Linked DNA regions of Homo sapiens: region 1 is linked to region 2. Evidence: chromatin loops called from intact Hi-C (ENCODE). Cell type or tissue: PC-3. All regions are shown on one strand. Links, peaks and the distances in the headings refer to the core of each region. The heading gives the core; the rest is flanking DNA. Region 1 overlaps DLG2 (discs large MAGUK scaffold protein 2). Region 2 overlaps DLG2 (discs large MAGUK scaffold protein 2).

Region 1 (2,924 bases), core at 123-2,622, 120 kb before region 2:
CACTCCACTCCAGCTTGGGCAAAAGAGCGAAACTCCATCTCAAAAAAAGAACTTCTTTTATTTATTTCATTTGTGTGTGTAGTCTTTAGAATACAAGTCCTGTATATGTTTTGTTATACTATTTCATTTTTTTGAGCAGTTGTAAATAGTGTATTTTTAATTTTTGTGTCTGCATGTTCATTGCTAATATGTGGAGTTCTAATTTTTTTTATGTTTATCTTGTATCCTCTGACCTTGCCGAACTCATTAGTTCTAGGAGTTTTTATACACTAGGATTTTCCTATGTAGAAATTGATGTCATCTACAAATAAGGAGAATTTTCTTTCTTTCTTTCTGATCTGTATTCTTTATTATTATTTTTGTTTCCATAGGTTGTTGGGGAAAAGGTGATGTCTGGTTACGTGAGTAAGTTCTGTAGTGGTGATTTGTGAGATTTTGGTGCACCCATCACCTGAGAAGTATATATTACACCCAATTTGTAATCTTTTATCCCTCACTCCCTTCCCATCCTTTCCCCACTGAGTTCTCAAAGTTCATTGTGTCATTCTTATGCCTTTGCATCCTCATAGCTTAGGTCCCACTTATGAGCGAGCATACGATGTTTGGTTTTCCATTCCTGAGTTACTTCACTTAGAAAAATAGTCTCCAATCTCATCCAGGTTGCTGCGAAAGCCATTAATTCATTTCTTTTTATGGCTGAGTAGCATTCCATCATATATGTAATATATATAATATCAGTTTCTTTAGGCACTCATTGATTTATGGGCATATACATTGGTTCCACATTTTTGCAATTGCAAATTTTGCTGCTATAAATATGCATATGCAAGTATCTTTTTCATATAACGACTTCTTTTCCTCTGGGTAGATAGCCAGTAGTGGGATCGCTGGATCAAATGGTAGTTCTGCATTTAGTTCTCCATAGTGTAGTGTTAGTTTACATTCCCACTAGAAGTGTAGAAGTGTTCCCTGTTCACTGCATCCACACCAACATCTGTTTTTATTTTTTGATTATGGCCATTCTTGCAGGAGTAAGGTGGTATCAAATTGTGTTTTTGGTGTGCATTTCCCTGATCATTAGTGACGTTGAGCATTTTTTCCTACGTTTCTTGGCCATTTTTATATCTTCTTTTGAGAATTGTCTATTCATGTTTGTTTTTTCTTGCTCATTTGTTTGAGTTCATTGTAGATTCTGGATATTAGTCCTTTGCCAGATGTATAGATTGTGAAGATTTTTCTGCCACTCTGTGAGTTATATGTTTACTCTGCTGACCATTCCTTTTGCCATGCAAAAACTCTTTGTTTAATTAAGTCCCAGCTATTTATCTTTGTTTTTATTGCATTTGCTTTTGGGTTCTTGGTCATGAAATCCTTGCATAAGCCAATGCCCAGAAGGGATTTTCCAATGTTATCATCGAGAATTTTTATAGTTTCAGGTCTCACATTTAAGTCCTTGATCCATCTTGAGTTGATTTTTCTATAAGGTGAGATATGAGGATCCAGTTTCATTCTCTTACATGTGGCTTGCCAATTATCCCAGCACTGTTTGTTGAATAGGGTGTCTTTTCCCCACTTTATGTTTTTGTTTGCTTTGTCAAAGATCAGTTGGTTGTAAGTATTTGAGTTTATTTTTGAGTTCTGTATTCTGTTCCATTCGTCTATGTGCCTATTTTTATACCAGAACCATGCTGTTTTGGTGACTATGGCCTTAAAGTATAGTTTGAAATCAGGTAATGTGATGCCTCCAGATTTGTTCTTTTTGCTTAGTCTTGCTTTGGCTATGCAGGCTCTTTTTTGCTTCCATATTAATTTTAAATTTTTTTTTCTAATTCTGTGAGGAATGATGATGTTATTTTGATGGTAATTTTGTTGAATTTGTAGATTACTTTTGACAGTATGGTCATTTGTCATTTTCACAATATTGATTCTACCTAATCATGAGCATGGGATGTGTTTCCATTTGTTGGTGTTGTCTGTGATTTCTTTCAGCAGTGTTTTGTAGTTTATCTTGCTAGAGGTCTTTCACCTCCTTGGTTAGGTATATTCCTAAGTATTTTAATTTTTCGCAGCTATTGTAAAGGGGGTTGAGTTCTTGATTTGATTCTCCACTTGGTCGCTGTTGGTGTACAGAAGTGCTACTGATATGTGTAAATTAATTTTGTGTCCAGAAACTTTGCTGAAATCTTTTATCAGTTCTAGGAGCTTTCTGGAGGAGGCCTTAAGGTTTTCTAAGTAAATAATCATATCATCAGCAAACAGCAACAGTTTGACTTCCTCTTTACTAATTTGGATGCTCTGTATTTCTTTCTCTTTTCTGATTGCTCTGGCTAGGACTTCCAGTACTGTGTTGAAGAGGAGTGATTAGAGCAGGCATCCTTGTCTTGTTCTAGTTCTCAGAGGAAATGCTTTCAACTTTTCTCCATTCAGTATTATGTTGGCCATGGGTTTGTCATAGATGGCTTTTATTACACTGAGATATGTCCCTTGTATGCTGATTTTGCTGAGAGTTTTAATTATAAAAATACGCTGAATTTTGTCAAATGCTTTTTCCGCATCTATTGAGATGATCATGTGATTTTTGTTTTTAATTCTTTTTATGTGGTGTATCACATTGGACGTAACCATCCCTGGATCCCTGGTATGAAACCCACTTGATCATGGTGGATTATCTTTTTGATGTGTTGTTGGATTCGATTAGCTAGTATTGTGTTAAGGATTTTAGCATCTATGTTCATCAGGGATATTGGTCTGTAGTCTTCTTTTTTGGTTATGTCCTTTCCTGGTTTTGGTATTAGGGTGATACTGGCTTCATAGAGGATCCCCTCTTTCTCTATCTTGTGGAATAGTGTCAATAGGGTTGGTACCAATTCTTCTTTGATTGTCTGTCAGGATTCTGCTGTGAATCCATCTGGTCCTGGAGTTTT
Region 2 (2,924 bases), core at 313-2,812:
TACTGGTAAAGAAAAGTAAATGTACCTTCAGAGGAATTAGATAGGATATAAACTTGTTAGTGAACATTTAAAATACTGCATTAACTGAGTTAATTAGATTAACTTAAATCTTAATCAGGCCAGGCATGGTGGCTCACGCTTGAAATCCCAGCACTGCTGGAGGCAGAGGTAGGCGGATCACCTGAGGTCAGGAGTTTGAGAGCAGCCTGGCCAACATGGTGAAACCCCGTCTCTACTAAAAATACAAAGATTAGCCGCACATGCTCGCTTGAACCCACAAGGCGGAAGTTGCAGTGAGCCAGGATCGTGGTACTGCACTCCAGGCTGGGCGATAGAGGAGACTCTGTCTCATTAAATAAATAAATAAATAAATAAATAAACAATGAAATGATGTAGTTATATACTAGATTCAGAGCATATGAATCTAATTCAGTTCTCTATCCCACCAGTAATGTTTATACCCAATTATATTTCTTTTCAGCTTGCTTTTTTGCAGATTAAAAAATCATATGCTTTTAATGTCTACTTAAGAGTCTTCTTCATCCCTTTGGTTATTTAGCAACAATCTTATGGTTTCCTCAAGCTTCACTATAGCTTTCCTCAAGGTTCAAGCACACAAACAAAAAGCCTATGTTACAAATAGTGGTCCCCAAACTTCCAGAATCTGGGTAATAGGTTGTGAAGGTTGTTAAGCCACTATAGTTTTAATGGCTTTCCAAACCACACTGTCATATGCTTTCTGGAAGTCCTGAGAACACCACAGCCAGTGATTTCCGATACTGACTCAGCATCAGAATCACTTGTGGTTCTTTAGAAAAATAAGATTCTAGGGAGCTATCTGAGATCCTTATGCAGGAAGCCTGGAAAAGGGTCTGAGTAGCTTTCAGAAGTTCCACTGTAAATTCTCATACGCACCAGTGGTGTTGGAAATCTATGGCCTGTCTTTAAGTTTGGAGTGATTATGCCCATAAATTGAGTAGTTGAAGGCAGAGAAAAGTGTGAAGAGGCATATCTGAAACAGAACATGTCCCAGCCATTATCCTCCGAAGGCTGTTTCCTATTTGTTAGCTGCAATCATGATACATACAATGCCAGTGCATTTTGTAAAAGGATGGTTAAATGAAATAATAAATATAATGAACCTAGAACAGTTCTTTTACATAATAGATTCTGAATAAATGTTAGTTCACTTCGTTTTTGTTTGTTTGGTTTTTGTTGTAAATTCAGGTCCAAAAACTGTAATAATCTCTTCTGTCATGGGCATGTCTTCCCCTGAAAGAAGAGGATGATATTAATAGTCTGAACTTGATCACATTTATATTCTGTCACACTACAAATAGGAAGGGTCAAAAGAGTTCATGTTACTAAGTGGGAAGGTATGTGTATATGTAAATATATAAATGTGTGTATTATGTACACAGTGATGAATATATGTAAATAGGCAGGAAGACACACATATGCCCATCTATCTGTATGGCATTTCACTTCTTCATTGTCAACAGCTATTGCGAGTTACTTGGAGAGTGATTCAGAAGTGATCAATAGGAATAATATTAAAATAGGCATTTTTCTCTTAAGAAAAAAGCATTCTTATGTCATTCTCTCATAATCCTATTAATCGGGGAGGAAAGGAACCATAACAGGCCTTTTCAAAAAACCAGTTGGAATATCTTAGTCTTTTCTTCCTCTAGGTCACTTGTTAAGCTTGAAGAATAACAGGATCTTGCTGGAAAGAAAATGAGAGGAAGAGTGTTTTTCAATTTAACCTCTGACATCTCTAATTGTTCTCATCCTGGTTCACAGGCTCCTCTTTTTCCACTTACTGCTAAAACATCGCTCTTCCCGGGGCTGGATACACTTTATCTATTCTCTTTGGGTGATGTAATTCACTCATATTATGCATAAAATGATGCTAATGACACACAAATCTATATGTCCACCTTGATGGCATATATGTACTCCATACTTTGCATGTACAACATTGAACTTAATATATTTTCATCAAAACCTGCTCTATTTAGTGTATTTCTCAGCTTCATGGGTTATCCTTTTATGTTTTCAAAAACCCATGCAATAAACCAGGAAGCCAGTGGAATTGAGTCCTTCCATCTTTGTGCTGACACATGTACATCTCCACTGGCATTTTTCCAAAAACATATTTTCTGCCAAACGGAAGGGAATATTCCAAAATACTCTTAAGTATTCTAGTTTAGGAAAACCCTGAAATACCTAATTTAAATTCACAAATTGCATAAGTTAGTTGTTGGTTATTTAGGTTTATTACCAACCACTGCCTATTCGTCCTCTACCAACCCAGGCGTGGTACTGGGCTCTGAAGTTCAGGAGTTGAGAAGAGACAGCCCCTTTCCTCAGAGAGTATAGTCTAGAAGAGACAAATGGAGAAAATCGTTATACAAAATGATTTATTGTAGGGTTTCTCTTAGTGGCAATTTTGTCAGGAGCCTTTAATATATCTTTTGATTTATATAGCATCTTCTCTACATGCTTAGGTTGTCCATCAGATGCATAAAATATGTAATATTTGTAGATTCCATAGCTGAGTTAGTTCAAATTGAAGAGGAAGAAGCTTTTTGTTCACTTTGATTATATATAAGGTTCAACCTTTCAGAGATTGACAGAGCCACACTAATTTAAAAAATGGCATGAAACAGAACTATCTTAACTCATCCTTGTCATCTTGCCCGTGACATGTGAAGGCAGTAAAAGGCTCAGCCATTGAATCCAGCTATCCATTAGGTACCGCCTGTTGCATCTGATATTCTAAAATTCAAGCAAGCCTCTTACTAAATAGGAAGGTCCATGGCACCACAGATCACTCAGTAGCTACCACGTAATGACTATTTCCAGCCTATAAAGCCCAGAAAAGAAATAAGAACAGTATCAGTGACTTGTATGTTCAATTC

What was found. Peaks named below come from ENCODE experiments on the same cell type or tissue, not always from the same donor. Only the 100,000 strongest peaks of a DNase experiment are listed, where the experiment ranks them.
Region 1: a loop joins it to region 2, with 8 times the contacts of the local background. A loop is called at or near these places in 1 of 110 quality-filtered maps.

What each region holds. Positions count from the first base shown.
Region 1 is chr11:84,986,311-84,989,234 of GRCh38, reverse strand. The region is part of intron 6 of DLG2 (discs large MAGUK scaffold protein 2); the gene reads left to right. Among named protein-coding and RNA genes, the nearest start is that of DLG2, 640 kb to the left of the region's middle. In PC-3, for the core only: no CTCF peak of the experiment used is centred there; a DNase peak (open chromatin) is centred at 1,344; H3K27ac peaks cover 1,165 bases.
Region 2 is chr11:84,869,168-84,872,091 of GRCh38, reverse strand. The region is part of intron 6 of DLG2 (discs large MAGUK scaffold protein 2); the gene reads left to right. Among named protein-coding and RNA genes, the nearest start is that of DLG2, 760 kb to the left of the region's middle. In PC-3, for the core only: no CTCF peak of the experiment used is centred there; DNase peaks (open chromatin) are centred at 761 and 1,431; H3K4me3 peaks cover 1,376 bases; H3K27ac peaks cover 2,161 bases.